Linked DNA regions of Homo sapiens: region 2 is linked to region 1. The links are chromatin loops, found by intact Hi-C in ENCODE. Cell type or tissue: HepG2. All regions are shown on one strand. Links, peaks and the distances in the headings refer to the core of each region. The heading gives the core; the rest is flanking DNA. Region 1 has its middle 120 kb from the start of OTOP1. Region 2 holds the start of LOC105374359 (a long non-coding RNA gene).

Region 1 (8,684 bases), core at 236-8,235:
CTCACTGCTGGTCTCCTTGCTTCTGCTCTTACCTTCTTATCATCCATTCAAATAGCCAGAGTGATCCTTTTTAAAAATTTTTTTTAAATTTTTTTGAGATGAAGTCTCACCTGTGGCTCAGGCTGGAGAGCAGTGGTGCTATCTCTGTTCACAGCAGCCTCTACCTCCTGGGCTCAAGCCATCCTCTCACCTCAGCCTCCTGGGTAGCTGGGACCACAGGCATGCACCACCACACCTGGCTGATTTTTGTATTTTTTGTAAAGACAGGGTCTTGCTATGTTGCCCAAGCTAGTCTTGAACTTCTGTTTGCGCCCACCTCAGCCTCCTGCATTTTTAGGAAGCCCCTCTTGTAGGGATTTTGATGCAGAGGCCTGGGTGCCTCATGTCTCCTCCCATCTCTCTCTGTCTTTCTGTCTCTGTGTCTGTCTCTGTCTATCTCTCTCTCTTTCTCTTTGCCTTATAGCTGCCCTGGAGACTAGACTCCGCCTTAGGCATCCCTCTGACTCCTGTTTGCTTTTACACTGAGGCTGCTTTAAGTCGCACCTTGATCTGAAGCCTTGGGCTTCTGTTCCTATTGCTTGCTTTTGTTGGAAGGGCCGTGCAGCTTCTTGACAAATTGCAAATGTGCCCACGAGTTTCCAAGTCCCCAAGAACAAAACCAGATGACAAACAAGGATGCAGCCCATGGCTGGGGAGACAGATTTCATGTCCACACAGAGATTCCAAGATGCTGAACTGAAATCCACCCCGAAACCTGTTTTCTCTCTCGTTTAAGTTCAATGTCACCTGGGGGCTTGCAGGGCAGGGCTGGTGACCAAAGGGCAAAGATGCTTTGAAAGGTCAACTGAGAATGGTATGGTGGTTGACAGATGGCACGTCAGGGCATAGATTAACATGGAAAGAGAAACTCATCCCTTCGGGGGAGTGTGTGAGGCTGGCAGCCACACAGAGGGCTTTTCCTGCAAGCTCTCGCACAGATGCAAACAGCCAGGAGGTTTTGCTTTCTGAGCCTGAGTGGAACCGTGTTCCTCCCTGCACATGGCCGCTCTGCAGCAAATGTTTATTCCTGTTGCATTGATTAAAAGTGCTTACCAGGCCGGGCGCGGTGGCTCACGCCTGTAATCCCAGCACTTTGGGAGGCCAAGGCGGGCAGATCACAAGGTCAGGAAATTGAGGCCATCCTGGCTGACACGGTGAAACCCCGTCTCTACTAAAAATACAAAAAATTAGCCGGGCATGGTGGCGGGCGCCTGTAGTCCCAGCTACTTGGGAGGCTGAGGCAGGAGAACGGCATGAACCTGGGAGGCGGAGCTTGCAGTGAGCCAAGATTGCGCCACTGCACTCCAGCCTGGATGACAGAGCAAGACTCCGTCTCAAAAAAAAAAAAATAAAGAATGTGCTTACTGAAAGGGTTTGAGGGGAGTGGTGACAGTGTGAGTTATGGCTCTGCCGGCTGCCAGTGGTGCCAGGCGCTCTGCACAGCTGTGCAAGGGTGTTTTGAAAAGTGGTTCAGCCAGCCAGGAGTGACTGGGTGTAAGTGTTGCTGCCACAACATCTTGTAGTCTGATTGGGGCCGTATTTGCAGAACCCCTAAACCACTACACTTCTTGAGGCTTAAAAATAAGCTTGCTTTTTTGTTTGTTTGTTTGTCTTGGTTTGTTTTATGAGACAGAGTCTCGTTCTGTCGCCGGGCTGGAATGCAGTGGCATGATCTCGGCCCACTGCAACCTCTGACTCCTGGGTTCAAGTGATTCTCCTGCCTCAGGCTCCCGAGTAGCTGGGACCTGGGACTACAGGCGTGTGCCATCTTGGTCCGCTCATTTTTGAATTTTTAGTAGAGACGGGGCTTCACCATGTTAGCCAGGATGGTCCGATCTCTTGACCTCGTGATCTGCCCACCTCGGCCTCCCAAAGTCCTGGGATTACAGGTGTGAGCCACCGTGCCTGGCCAAACATAAACTTACTTTCTTACCTCTTCTGCTGGACTCTATTTGCTTCTTTTCCCAAACGTCTTCATCCAAAAGAGCTTTTAGAAACAAAGTTACCCAATGCCCTTCCCTAGCCTCTCCTTGCAACTGGCTCTCAGCAGGGTGTAGGAGGAAATCCTTGACAGAACCAATTTACGTGACTGTTTGGAGGACTCTGGCTAGCCCCAGGAGGTGTTTGCATTTTTAAATTGGTTACTAGTGTCAGAATGTTTCATGAGTAAGAGCACAGCCTCTATGTTGGATGCCCTGAATTTGAATCTCAGCAAAGCCACTTTGTATATAACCAGAGGATGGATTTGGGGACTCAATGGATCTATCATGACATGAACTTTCATCAACATTCACCTGACCTCCAAAATGCCTATTCTGACTGGTAGACCCTAGTCTCGCCCTAGTGCCAGTTCAGAGCCTGTGTCCAGTGATCCTGCACAGATCTCATCAGTTCCTTTTCCCCTGTTCAGTCATCCTGGTAAAAGGCTGTGTATTCCTTCGGGGGCAGGCTGGGAGAAAAATTGACAGTATAAATTTTTGGCAGTGGAGCAGAGTCCTTTCTGGAGGGGACCTGGCTTCCCATTCAGACAAGGGACTCCGGGTCTGTGAACTGGCTTATGTCTGGGAATTGACTGAGGACTGTGACTCTGTTATTATGATTCAGATTAGACTTCTACTCACCTGACCTAGAACACTTCTGCAAACACAGATCAAGTAAAAATGTGGCAGGCTTCTTATCTATTTCACTTCTAGGAATGCCACGATCAGCTGGCACCATAGTTCTCTGCGAGTCAGGCTATTCTGGTTGCAGCTTTGACTCTGCTGTCTTTTATGGTAACTGCGTCCACATTGCCTTTGGGGATTGAGTGCTGCGATCACTTGGCCCCGGCCTCTGTACTGTGCCTATGTCATTACCCTCTTTATACCTCAGTCTCTCCTCTGTAAAATGGACATCCTAATAGCACCCACCCCCAGGGCTGCTGTGAAGTATAGATGGATTAGCATATGGAAAGTAATAGAAGAGGGTCTCAAAGCCCATGTGTCGTTATCAGAATTATTTCGTAGCAGGGGAGAGCTGGAGGAGAGAGGAAGGTGCTGAGCAGACCCATGTGCTCTCCCACCAGTGTTTCCTGAGCACCTACTATGTGCTGCCCACTGTGAGAGCTTTTAGGGTTGAAATAGGGAGCACAGCAGGGTAGGGGCCGCCATCAGGAGCTTAGTGGAGAGACCGTTGTGCAACATGGTTCCAGCGCTTGGGGTGGAGAAGCTCAGGGAGTTCAGGGGCCTAAGATCCCGGGCAGAATCATGGAAAGGACACAGCCTCCCCAGCCTCTCCTGCTTCCACTGCCTCCCTGGCCTCCTCTGCTTCCCTGGCCTCTCCTGCCTTCCTGGCTTCCCCTTCCTCCCCGGCCTCCCCAGTCTCCCCTGTCTCTCCTGCTTTTGAGGTAGGCCAGGAGCTGCTGGTACTCACTTAGCCTGTCCTGGACTCTTGGTGTAGCACCTCCATGTCCAGAAAATACCCCCGGGTTCAGCTGATCACACAGCCAAGGAAGGAGCTGCACACTGACACTAAGAGTGCATTGTGGGCTCATTCATTAGGGCATGCCTCCAAAATATTTCTCCACATTTCCTCTCTTTGCCCACCTGCATTATCTCTGTGCCTGAGACCTGGCTGGGGGCCTGCAAGGATCCCCTATCTCCTTTGTCCCTGCACTGCTGGCTCCCAGGCAATCTCTCTGCCCACCACACCTCTCACCCCTCGCCCTCCACGCTCCAGCCCCACAGTCCTCTTTCTGCTTCTTTCCCAGCCTCTGGGCTTTTGCACACGCTGTTCCCTCTGCCCGAACATGCTCCACTGGGCTGAGAACAACTCTCTGAGACCTCTCTCAGCTGTTGCTTCCTTTGGAACAGCCGCTGCTGCTGTCCCTCTCCCAGCTCCAAGACCTGCTGAGCCTCCTGTCTTTCTCAGTTCCCATGCCCCCCGCTCTTCTCCTTGGCCTCCTTTGGCCCAATTGACAATGTCCATTCTCAATGCCTTCTGACCCAGCGCTGAGCCCCACGGGGTGAAGGCCATGCCTGTCATGTTCACCACAATGTCCCCTCCCCTATCACCACGCCTGGTCCACAGTGATGCTCAGAAAAGATCTGTTGGTAGGCAATGCGAAGGTGCATTCATGTCATCCTGCAGGCGGAATTCTCCACGAGTTTTGAGCAACCTCGGGTTTCCCACCACCTCCAAATCATGCAAGACACAGGGTAAGAGCAAAGACAAGGTGGCTGTGGCCGATGTCCACCCTCTCGGGGCTTCCCTTCTCTTCTCTCCTCCTTGGGCAGGGAGACCATCGGGGTGCAAACTGGCTGGGGCAGGGAGGAGGTGCAGGGCCTGGCCAGAGCGGGCCTGGCCACGGGCAAGGGACAGCGAGCACCTGGGCCGGGACAGGTGAGCGCGGCGCAGGCCCGGGCCTTGCGTGTCCGCGGTGCGCGCCAGGCCAGCAGAGGGCGCCAGAGAGCGAGGAGCGGCCCGCGGAGGAGCCCGCGCCGGCGCCGATGCCCAGCTCCGCGCCGCGCGCACCCACCGAGCCCGCGCTCAGACGCCCCAGCTCCGCCGAGAGGCCGCTCGCGACAGGTCCTTCCTCTTCCCCAAGTGCAGGCAGAGCCCCCGGAGCCACTGCCAGCCCTTCCCGCAGCTCCGAAACCACTGGCAAGCCCCGAGGCAGGGATGGCCCTCCCAGGAGGGAGGAGGACGACGTCCCTCCCGAGGAGAAGAGGCTGCGGCTGTTGCTGGAGGGGGGAAGCGCACAGCCCGGCGACTGCGAGGACGGGGAGGACGCGCCGCGGCCGGGCAGGGAGGAGACCGGCACCCAGACAGGTGGCGACGGCAGAGGAGTAAGTGACGCGGGCGCGGGGGTCCGGGGGTGCCGGGGGCGCGGGGGTGATGGGGACGCGGGGTAGGGGCGGCGGGAGGCTCCGTAGCCGGCTCCGGGTTGAAGTTGGTAACTGAGCGGCAACTCCGGCGGGCGCGGAGTGACAGCTCGTGACGGCCTCCGAGACGCCAGCTGCCCCTTCTTGGCTGTGTGGCTTCGACTTCCTGATTCTCCCACGCCGTCCCAGAGACCCGCTGGACTCTGCGGCTAGCCAAAATGGGAGGGGGGGGCGCGTCCTGGGGGCCCCCAGCAGGGGAAGGGGCGGGGGTTGCCCTGGGCATCCTGTCTGGGGCATCTGTCTGGGACTCTGTCGGTGCCTCTCACCTGGCGAGGGGCCTGTGGTGGGGGCAGGGGGGAAGTCCCTGGCGCCAGGCTTGGCCAAGCCCTGCTCTGCTGGGCTGCGGGCTGGCGGCGCTCACCCAGCTCCTCACCTGTCCCGCATCTTCCTGTTTTTCTTCCCTTTCTGGTTGGGCAGCGAGAGTTGAGAGGAGGCAGATGGCTTCCATCCCAGAAATCGCTCTTCTCTTTCCATCCCTACAGAGAGGGCCAGAGAGGCATAGTTCCTTGCATCCCGCGGGGCGCTGTCCCTATGAGCTCCCGGTGTCCTGCACACCTGGGCCCCTGAGCCACCGGGCCTGTGTGTGTGGGATGGGGCTCCGTGGCCAGCCTGGCCTCCTGGGGTTCTCTTTCTGCTTTCCTACCCCAACTCTTCCAGCGTGGTTTTGCTGGCCTTCCACTGGGGAGGCACGTGGGTTTGGAGGGCAGATGAGGGCCCGCTGGAGAGCTGTACCCCTCAGTGAGGGCCGCCACCTTGATGGTTTTTGATGGATAATGGGGTTGACTTCTTTTTTCCTTCCATATGTTTTTATGTTTGACCATTTACTTAGCTGAGCTTGTCCGAATAATTGGATTCGTGGTTAATGAACCCCACATGGGCGAGAGGGCGGCTTTCTTTCTGAACCCATTTAGGCAGCACGGGCAGCCCTCCTCGCCGTGGGCTGCATCAGAGCCCCCCCTGCCCAGTCTTGGGGTTGCTCATGGTGACATCCTCATCTCCCCGTGCACGTTACTGCATTCAGAGCTTGGGTCACCTGGACACTGAACTCAGGTGAATTTTCTCTGAGATCCCGGGAGAAGGAGGACAGTTCTCTGGAAGGTTTTCTAGGGCCTATCACGGAAAGGATGAGAAGGGAGAGGTCCTGGTCGGGGACACAATTACGGTGGCAGTGTAACACCAGGAAACTTTATTGCGTGAAGTACCTCTCACTCCCTCTACCTCCTTCTTTTACGTGGACTCTGCCAAAGACCAGGATACTAGAATGCAGTGGATTGACAAAAGGTAGTGGGACCTTGGGAACGCGAGTCTGGAGCCAGGTGTCTGGGGTTCGCGTCCTGGTTCTGCCCCTCCTTAGCTGGCTGACATGGCACAAGCCAATTACCCTCTCTGAGCCTTACTGTCTTCAGTGGCAAATGGATCGGTCAACAGGCCCCATTGCCTGGGGTTGTTACTGCTGAGATTAAGGGAAGCTCGTCCATAGAAGCACTTAGCGTTGTGCCTGGCACATAGTGTATGGTGGATAAATGGGACTTAGGACTGAAACTCATGCCTTGGTGTGTTTTTGCAGTGATGTTTTGTTCTGGGGTGCATCACAAGAGACAAGGTCCTTGGCCGGGCGTGGTGGCTCAAGCAAATAATCCCAGCACTTTGAGAGGGGGAAGGCGGGGATCGCTTGAGCCCAGGAGTTTAAGACCAGCCTGGGCAACGAGGTGAAGCCTCATATCTACCAAAAAAAAAAAAAAAAAAAAAAGCCTGGTATGGTGGTGTATGTACCTGTAGTCCCAAGTACTTTGGAGGCTGAGGTGGGAGGATTGCTAGAGCCTGGAAAGTCGGGCTGCAGTGAGCTGTGATCATGCCACTGCCCTCCAGCCTGGGTGACAAAGTAAGACGCTGTTTCAAGGAAAAGAGAGAGAGAGAGAGAGAGACAGACCCACAAGAGTCTTAAGCCAGAATCTCCATGTTAAAATGCTTCTGGAGGCTAAAAGGATGATATGTTGATAACGAAATATTTAAAAGGCAGAAACCCCACTGAATTGTTTGGTCCACAGAGGGAAATGGGAATCGCATGACCTGAAGGATGATGGAGGAACTGAACAGAAACCATCCTTGTTTCCTGAATCTGAACATGGCACCCTCTTTTCACGGTGTCTGTATCTGCTCAGTCCGGCGGCCCCTCGAAAAGAGGGAATCTTGGTTTTCAAACTTAAAATTTGGCCCAAAGCCCACTGCTGCCCACAATGCCCGCCAGACACATTCCTCTTCCTTTTTAGTTTCTATGGGAATACTCTGTTTGAAGAACCCATGAAGCAGTGTCAGGCTGGTACGAGGATCAGCAGTGATTTCTTTGAGGAAGAGAGCCCATTTCTTCACTCACAGGCCATGTCTGAGTGGATCAAGAAGAACAGAGTGCCCTTTTATGAGATTTTGTCTGCGTAGACCATTAGCTTGGTAAAAATGTCAAAACCATCCTCGTTCTTTAATAGCAGATTATTTTGGACTGTTCTCTGCAAGAAGCAGCATGGGCATTCAGATGCTTTTAAGGATAAAATGTTCTTTCTCATCACCAGGCCTGGTGCTCTGGATGGCTGAGGTTTTAATGTGACTGGATGTCCCTTGGAGTGGCTCCCAGGCTGTGCTCTTGTGGTTGGGTGGCAAGGGGTTGCTTTATTCGTTGGTGGCTAGAGGATGTTTTAGCAGATAAATCGGGCCCCCAGGAGCCCCTGAGTGCCAAGTCCTGTTGCAGGGCAAGTGTTTATGGTGGGGACGTTTTGGGGGTGGAGGGTGGGGGGCATTGGTTTCCTGCCAATATCAGAAGTTTCACAGGCTTCTTGTGTATCCATAAACACCCGCCCCTCTGAGAAGGCCTAGAAAACTTGGCCCTCCCCAAGCCTTTATTGACCCCTTGTGAATGATCCCAGGGTGTCTGACCCACAGCTCCTCCTGGAGGGAGAGAAAAGTCCCTCCTAGGTATTTGGTTATCAACCTCAACCACTTGCTGAGCCTTCCTCAAGACCAGGCACCTAGGCAGAGATTTCTGGGTTGTCAGGCTGAACCGAGCATTCAAGGGTAATAATTCGTTGGAGTCCCTGAAATCCCTGATGGACGCACCAGGTAAAAGCATCCAGGGTTGAAACCAGATGAGGAAGGTTATTGTCAGCCTGGGGCTCCTGTAGAGGTGCATCAACGTTGCAGGGATTTTCCTTCTTGCTGAGGAGAAACCTGGGTTTCTCAGCTTTGCCACAGTCACAACACTTGGGGTCAGACCATTCGTGGTGCTGGTGTTGGGGCCATCCCGTGTTTTGTAGGATGGTTAGCAGCATCTCTGGTCTCCATCCTCTAGGTGCCATTCTACCCTCCCAGCTATGGCTACCCCAGATGTCTCCAGACGGTTTCAAATGCCATGGAGCAAGGGAGTGGTACGTGAGCAAAACCACCCCAGTTGAGAGCCATTGGTCTACACTTGTGGAAATGTTTGAGGGTGAGAGTGTCGAGCTTAGGTCCCTGCTATACCCTTTATCAGCAATGCAGTCTTGGACAATTAATACTACTCCAGGGGCCTCAGGTTTCTCATCTATAAAATGGAGATAAATGAGATACACTTTCATAGGAAGATTATATGGGATTTACTGAGATAATAAGACAGTACATGAAAAATGCTGGGCATAGCATTTTTTTTTTTTTAAGACAGAGTCTTACTCTGTTGCCCAGGCTGGAGTGCAGTGG
Region 2 (8,684 bases), core at 235-8,234, 120 kb after region 1:
GATCACCTGAGGTCAGGAGTTCGAGACCAACCTGACCAACATGGAGAAACCCCATCTCTACTAAAAATACAAAAATTAGATGGGCGTGGTGTTGTGCACCTGTAATCCCAGCTACTTGGGAGGCTGAGGCAAGAGAATCACTTGAACCCTGGAGGCAGAAGTTGCAGTGAGCCGAGATTGCGCCATTGCACTCCAGCCTGGGCAACAAGAGCGAAACTCTGTCTCAAAAAAAAATAATAAGTACTGTCTTGACTGTGGTCATCAAAAATATTTGATGAAGGGTTAGCTAGAAAGCCTGACCCTTTCACAGATGGACGGAAGGGCCAAAAGAAAATAGATTGTTTGCAGTGGGGCAAGAAGGATAAGAATCCTATGGAAAGAAAAACAGAGGGATTTGTTTAGTGAGCGCTGGGGAGAGACATTTGTTTTCTTGCTTAAAAAAGAAACACAGGTGGGGTGCGGTGGCTCAAGCCTTAATCCCAGCACTCTCGGAGGCCAAGGTGGGTGGATCACCTAAGGTCAGGGGTTTGAGACCAGCCTGGCCAACAACATGAAACCCCATCTCTACTAAAAAGACAAAAACAAAAGAAAGAAAGAAATTAGCCAGACATGGTGGTGAGCGCCTGTAATCCCAGCTACTCGTGTGGCTGAGGCAGAGAACCACTTGAACCTGGGAGGCAGAGGTTGCAGTAAGCCAAGATGGCATCGTTGCACTCCAGCCTAGGAAACAAGAGTGAAACTCTGTCTCAAACAAAAAAAAGAAAGAAAGAAAGAAAAAAAAAACATAGTTTTAAGTCCACTCAGTGGAGTTTAAAAATACATTCTCGTTGCACAGTGCTTTTGGAATCTTTTCTAAACTTCTGTTGCACATGATCTAATTTGATCTTCATAGCAACTCCCTGAGGTGGATAGGGCAGGCCTTTCTGAACACCAATTTTCTACTTTGCATTAAAAGAACGGAATTGGCTGGGACCAGTGGCTCATGCCTATAATCCCAGCACTTTGTGATACAGAAGGGAAGTGCTCGGAAGGGAAGAATGTGGTCCCTTTAAATGATATGGAAGTGAGGAAGGGAAGTACTGGGTAGAGGAGGGTGTGGTCCCTGGCTAGGGCTTCACCACAGGGCCTGTGCCCATGGACCTAGGTGAGGACAGGGATTTTTGTTTTCCCGCCCAAATGTTGCATTTCCCAAGACCACCCTGGCTGCCACACCCCCATTCTGTGCCTATAAAAACCCTGAGACCCTAGCAGGCAGACACACAGGCAGCTGGACTTCGAGAGGAGCACATCAGCGGAGGAACACAAGGGCGCTGGACATCAAGAGGAACGCACCAATGGGCACCGGCACACCGCAGGCCACTGACTGCAGAACAACGCAGTTTGGCTGGGACAGTCAGAGAAGAGTCAGGCCACTCGCCCGAATCCAGGGGTAAACCACCTCCCTTCTGGCTCCCCCATCTGCTGAGAGATACTTCCACTCAATAAAACCTTGCGCTCTCACGCCTGTAATTCCAGCACTTTGGGAGGCCGAGGCGGGCAGATCACGAGGTCAGGAGATCCAGACCATCCTGGCTAACACAGTGAAACCCCATCTCTACTAAAAATACAAAAAAATTAGCCGGGCGTGGTGGTGGGTGCCTGGAGTCCCAGCTACTCGGGAGGCTGAGGCAGGAGAATGGCATGAACCCGGAAGGCGGAGCTTGCAGTGAGCTGAGATTGCACCACTTTCGGTACACCAAGGCAAGAACCCCAGGACAAAGAGAGCCCTCTGTCCTTGCAATAAGGCGGAGGTCTAATTGAGCCGACTAACACAAGCTACCTACAGATGGCTAAACTAAAAGAACACCCTGTAACACACGCCCACTGGTGCTTCAACTATAAACATTCACCCCTGGACACTGCCATGGGGCTCGCTGCCTGTCTGCATGCTCCCCTAGAGGTTTGAGCAATGGGGCACTGAAGACCCCATCTCTACAAAAAAAAAATAAGTAAACAAAAAAAAACCATTAAAAATTAGCCAGCTGTGGTGGCACACACCTGTAGTCTCAGCTACTCAGGAGGCTGATGCGGAAGGATTGCTTGAGCCCAGGAGGTTGAGGCTGCAGTGAGCCAAGATTGAACCACTGCACTCCAGCCTGGGCGACAGAATGACACCCTGTTTCGACAACAACAAAAAGAATGGAACAAAATCACTTCTCAAATAGCTAGCAGAGGCAGATCTGGTTCTCAAATGCAGGTTTTCCAGGTTTCAATTCTTGTTTCTAGCAGTATTACGGAGAAACATGATCACTAATACATAAAGGAGAGGAGGATTCAAGTTCTGATGAAAAGATGGTAAAGAGAGGAGTTAGTTGACTAGGAGTGACTAGGAATGGGAAGAAAACGCATGACACTACTTACAGGAAAGAAAAGTAAGCATAGAGGTGACTGAGCGGACAGAAAGGACTTGGGAGAAGCGTGTTTGTCCCCGTCTCTGCATTTTTTACCTTGCTTTAGTAACTTCCCTGATGACTTGGATGAATCTTCTCTTCCAGGGCACCTAGTGTTCCCTTTCTGTCCACTTCTCCTTTCCCAGGGCCCATACAGTCTGGGAAAGCATGCTCTGCAGGCTTCTCATATCTTTCCTTCCTTAATCAGCCCCTAGCGTCTCTACATAACCCATATACACCTGGAGTTCCACATGTCCCAGTCTTTGCACTGCAATGAATTCAAAGAAAGGTAGGCTCTAGCTGGGTGCAGGGGCTCACACCTGTAATCCCAGCACTTTGGGAGGCTGAGGCAGGCGGATCACTTGAGCCCAGGAGTTCAAGACCAGGCCTGGCCAACATGGTGAAACCCCATCTCAACTAAAAATACAAAAATTAGCTGGGCTTGGTGGTACATGCCCAGTAGTCCCAGCTTCTGGGGAGGCTGAGGCAGAAGAATTGCTTGAACCCAGGAGTCAGAGGTTGCAGTGAGCTGAGATCGTGCCACCGCACTCCAGCAGCCTGGGCAACAGAGCAAGGCCCAGTCTCAAAAAAACACAAAGACAAAACTAAACCAAAAAAAAAAAAAAAGGGCACACACAAACACACACACAAAAACAAAGGTAGACTCCAATAGGAAAAATTCACTCAAAAGCAATTCAAATAATTATTCAGTCAACCCAGTTCTATCTCAGTTCTTTATTATATATATAAACTTATTCTGTCCAGATTCCCTAGTTTTCTTTTTCTTATCTTTTTTGTTTTCTTTTGAGACAGGGCGTCACTCTGTCACCCAGGCTGGAGAATAGAGGCACGATCATGGCTCACTGCAGCCTCAACCTCCTGGGCTGAAGTAGTTCTCCCACCTCAGCCTCCCAAGTAACTGGGACTACAGGTGCATGCCACCATGCTCAGCAACTTTTTGTATTTTTTGTAGAAACGGGGTCTCACTATGTGGGCCAGGCTGGTCTTGAACTCCTGGACTCAAGAAGTCCACCTGCCTCAGCCTCCCAAAGTGCCAAGATTACAAGCATGAGCCACTGCATCTGGCTGATTCCTTGGTTTTCTTTTTCTCTTTGCCCATTGCCTGGATTCCATAAGCAGAAGGAAAACCCAGGGGCTGACTTTGTAGGCAAGACTCTTTCCTCTTCAAAACATAAATTGGTTCAAGTGGTAACAAAACTGAAACATGTTTATAACTTAACATCTTTTCTTCCTAGCCCTTCAATCTCCTGAGCAATGAGAAAAGTTACTGGGTTCTTTATTTGTGTAGGGAAAAGAGAGATCAGACTGTCACAGTGTCTATGTAGAAAGGGAAGACATAAGAGACTCCATTTTGAAAAGGACCTGTACTTTAAACAATTGCTTTGCTTAGATGTTGTTAATTTGTTGCTTTGCCCCAGCCACTTTGACCCAACCTGGAGCTCACAAAAACATGTGTTGTATGAAATCAAGGTTTAAGGGATCTAGGGCTGTGCAGGACATGCCTTGTTAACAAAATGTTTACAAGCAGTATACTTGGTAAAAGTCATCGCCATTCTCTAGTCTCAACAAACCAGGGGCACAATACACTGTGGAAAGCCGCAGCGACCTCTGCCCTTGAGAGCAAGGTATTGTCCAAGGTTTCTCCCCATGTGATAGTCTGAAATATGGCCTCATGGGATGAGAAAGACCTGACTGTCCCCCAGCCCGATACCCGTAAAGGGTCTGTGCTGAGGTGGATTAGTAAAAGAGGAAAGCCTCTTGCAGTTGAGATGGAGGAAGGCCACTGTCTCCTGCTTGCCCCTGGGAACTGAATGTCTCAGTGTAAAACCCGATTGTACATTTGTTCAACTCTGAGATAGGAGAAAAGCTGCCCTGTGGCAGGAGGTGAGACATGTTTGCAGCAATGCTGCCTTGTTATTCTTTACACCACTGAGATGTTTGAGTGGAGAGACACATAAATCTGGCCTACGTGCACGTTCAGGCATAGTACCTTCCCTTGAACTTATTTATGATATAGATTCTTTTGCTCACATGTTTTTTGTTGACCTCCTTATTATCACCCTGCTCTCCTACTACATTTATTTTTGCTGAAATAATGAAAATCATAATCAATAAAAACTGAGGGAACTCAGAGGCCGGTGCCTGTGCAGGTCCTTGGTGTGCTGAGTGCCGGTCCCCTGGGCCCACTGTTGTTTCTCTATACTTCGTGTCTTATTTATTTTCTCCGTCTCTCATCCCACCCGACTAGAAATACCCACAGGTGTGGAGGGGCAGGCCATCCCTTCATCTGGTGCCCAATGTGGGGCCCTTCTCTAGGGTGAAGGTACCTTAAGAACGTGAGCATTGAGGACAGCCAACGAGAGATTCCCGAGTACATCCACAGTCAGCCTTGAGGTTAGCTTGTGCGCTCGGAGGAATCCAGGGTAACAATGGGGCAAACTGAAAGTAAATATGCTTCTTATCTCAGCTTCATTAAAATTCTCTTAAGAAGAGGGGGAGTTAAAGTTTCTACAGAAAATCTAGTTACGCTATTTCAAGCAATAGAACAATTCTGCCCATGGTTTCCAGAACAGGGAATTTTAGATTTAAAAGATTGGGAAAAATTGGCAAAGAACTAAAACAAGCAACTAGGGAAGGTAAGATCATCCCACTTACAGCATGGAATGATTGGGCCATTATTAAAGCAACTTTAGAACCATTTCAAATAGAAGAAGACAGCGTTTCAGTCTTTGATGCCCCTGAAAGCTGTGTAATAGATTGTGAAGAAGAGGCAGGAACAGACTTTAAGAAAGGAATGGAAAGTTCACATTGTAAAACTGCAGTAGAGCCTGTAATGGTTCGGTCAATGCAAAATGTTGACTATAATCAATTACAGGAGGTAATATATCCTGAATCATCAAAATTGGGGGAAGGAGGTCCAGAATTATTTGGGCCATCAGAGTTTAGACCACGATGGCCACCAACCCCTTCTCCCGCGGTTCAGATGCCTGTGATGTCACAATCTCAAATGCCAATCCAGGCACAGTATCCGCAATACCAGCCAGTAGAAAATAAACCCAACCATCGGTAGTTTATCAACACCAGCCGCCAGCCGTATTTCAGTATCCGCCGTCTCCAGAGGTTCAGTATGGATCTCAGGCAGTGCGTCCTGTGCCAAATAGCAAGGCACTATATCAACAACCCACGGCGATGGCGTTTGATCTTACAGTACCACCTAGTGGACAAGATAGTGCACTGCATGAGACCATTGCTACAGCCAGAAAACAGGGAGATCTTGAGGCATGGCAATATCCGGGAATGTTACAAACAATGCCGGCCGGGAAAGGGAGTCAAGCAGGAGCGTCTGTCTGAACTGAGACCAGATATGAATCTTTCACCACAAAAATGTTAAAAGATATGAAGGAAGGAGTTAAACAATATGGACCTAACTCTCCTTATATGAGAACATTATTAGATTCCATTGCTCATGGAAATAGACTTATTCCTTATAATTGGGAAATTTTGGCTAAATCTTCCCTTTCACCCTCTCAGTATCTACAGTTTAAAACCTGGTGGATTGATGGGGTACAACAACAGGTATGAAAAAATCAGGCTACTAATCCTGTTGCTTATATAGATGCAGACCAATTACTAGGAACAGGTCCAAATTGGGGCACTACTAACCAACAATCAGTAATGCAAAATGAGGCTACTGAACAACTAAGGGCTATTTGCCTCAGGGCCTGGGAAAAGATTCAGGACCCAGGAACCTCCTGCTCTGCTTTTAGTTCAATCAGACAAGGCTCTAAAGATCCATATCCAGACTTTGTGGCAAGGTTGCAAGATGCAGCTCAAAAATCCATTGCAGATAATAACGCCCGAAAAGTTACTGTGGAAATAATAGCTTATCAAAATGCAAATCCAGAGTGTCAATCAGCCATAAAGCCATTAAGAGGAAAGGTTTCAGCAGGAGTTGATGTAATTACAGAATATGTGAAGGCTTGTGATGGGATTGGAGGAGCTATGCGTAAGGCAATGTTATTGGCTCAAGCAATTACAGGGGTTGCTTTAGGAGGACAAGTTAAAACATTTGGGGAAAAATGTTATAATTGTGGTCAAATCGGACATCTAAAAAAGAATTGCCCAGGCTTAAATACACAGAGCAAAAAAAAAAAAAGAGCCACCTGGCCTGTGTCCAAGATGTGGAAAAGGAAAATATTGGGCTAAGGAATGTCGTTCTAAATTTGATAAAAATGGACAGCCATTGTTGGGAAATGGGAAGAGGGGCCAGCCCCAGGCCCCGCAACAAAGTGGGGCATTCCCGATTCAGTCATTTGTTCCTCAGGGTTTTCAGGGACAACAACCCCCACAGTAATACCACCATTTCAGGAAATCAGCCAATTACAACAATACAACAATTATCCCCTGCCACAGCAGGCAGCACTGCAGTAGATTTATGTTCTACTCAAATGATTTCTTTACTCCCTGGAGAGCCCCCGCAAAAGACTCCTACAGGGGTATATGGCCCGCTGCCAGAAGGGATGTTAGGCCTTATTTTAGGAAGATCTAGTCTAAATTTGAAAGGAGTTCAAATTCATACTGGGGTAATTGACTCAGATTATAAAGGGGAAATTCAGTTAGTGATCAGCTCTACTGTTCCCTGGAGTGCCAATCCAGGTGATAGAATTGCTCAATTACTGCTCTTGCCTTATATTAAAATTGGGGATAGCAAAACAGAAAGAACAGGAGGGTTTGGAAGTACCAACCCTGCTGGAAAAGCTGTTTATTGGGCTAGTCAGCTCTCAGAGAATAGACCTGTGTGTACAGTTACTATTCAGGGAAAACAGTTTGAAGGATTAGTGGATACTGGGGCTGATGTTTCTCTCATTGCCTTAAATCAATGGCCAAAAAATCGGCCTAAACAAAAGCCTGTTACAGGAATTGTTGTTGTGGGCACTGCCTCAGAAGTGTATCAAAGTGCCAGGATTTCACATCGTCTAGGACCTGATAATCAAGAGAGTACAGTTCAGCCTATGATTACTTCTATTCCAATTAATTTACGGGGCCAAGACTTATTAGAACAGTGGCATGCAGAGATTACTATTCCAGTCTCTCTATACAGCTCCACGAGTCAAAAAATCACGACTAAAATGGGATATCTCCCTGGCAATGGACTAGGGAAAAATGGAGAAGGCATTAAAGTTCCAATTGAGGCTAAGGGAAATCCAGAAAGAAAAGGACTAGGGTATCCTTTTTAAGGGTGGCCACTGTAGAGCCTCCAAAACCCATTCCATCAACTTGGAAAAGAGAAAAGCCTATATGGGTAAATCAGTGGCCACTACCAAAACAAAAGCTGGAGGCCTTACACTTATTGGCAAAAGAACAATTAGAAAAGGGACATATTGGGCCTTCATTTTCGCCTTGGAATTCTCCTGTGTTTGTAATTCAGAAAAAATCAGGCAGATGACGCATGCTAACTGATTTGAGAGCTGCTAATGCAGTAATTCAACCCATGGGGCCTCTCCAACTTGGGCTGACCTCTCCAGCCATGATCCCCAAATATTGGCCTTTAATTATAATTGATCTGAAGGATTGCTTTTTTACCATTCCTCTGGCAAAACAGGATTTTGAAAAATTTGCTTTTACTATACCAGCCATAAATATTAAAGAACCAGCCACCAGCTTTCATTGGAAAGTGTTGCCTCAGGGAATGCTTAATAGTCCAACTATTTGTCAGACTTTTGTAGCTCAAGTTCTTCAACTAGTTAGAGACAAGTTTTTAGACTGTTATATCATTCATTATGTTGATGATATTTTGTGTGCTGCAGAAATAAGAGACAAATTAATTGACTGTTACACATTTCTGCAGACAGAGGTTGCAAACGCAGGCCTGACAATAGCATCTGATAAGATTCAGACCTCCACTCCTTTTCATTATTTGGGAATGCAGGTAGAGGAGAGAAAAATTAAACCACAAAAAGTAGAAGTAAGAAAAGACACATTAAGAACATTAAATGACTTTCAAAAATTGCTAGGAGATATTAATTGGATTTGGCCAACTCTAGGCATCCGTACTTACGCCATGTCAACTTTGTTCTCTATCTTGAGAGGGTATCCAGACTTAAATAGTAAAAGAACATTAACTCCAGGGGCAACTAAAGAAATTGAATTAGTTGCAGAAAAAATTCAGTCAGCACAAGTAAATAGATCACTTAGCCCCACTCCAACTTTTAATTTTTGCTACTGCACATTCTC

The links. A loop is a pair of places that touch in the nucleus more often than their neighbours do. Peaks named below come from ENCODE experiments on the same cell type or tissue, not always from the same donor. Only the 100,000 strongest peaks of a DNase experiment are listed, where the experiment ranks them.
Region 2: it touches region 1 in a loop (12-fold over the local background); 44 of 110 quality-filtered maps call a loop at or near these places.

What each region holds. Positions count from the first base shown.
Region 1 is chr4:4,103,461-4,112,144 of GRCh38, reverse strand. It overlaps the pseudogene LOC100130459. Among named protein-coding and RNA genes, the nearest start is that of OTOP1, 120 kb to the left of the region's middle. RefSeq lists a silencer at 4,386-4,495. In HepG2, for the core only: a CTCF peak has its summit at 4,469 (motif pointing right); no DNase peak of the experiment used is centred there.
Region 2 is chr4:3,981,962-3,990,645 of GRCh38, reverse strand. LOC105374359 (a long non-coding RNA gene) reads right to left here and starts at 2,074. Exons shown (of 3, transcript XR_925070.3): 1 at 2,038-2,074. In HepG2, for the core only: a CTCF peak has its summit at 4,025; no DNase peak of the experiment used is centred there.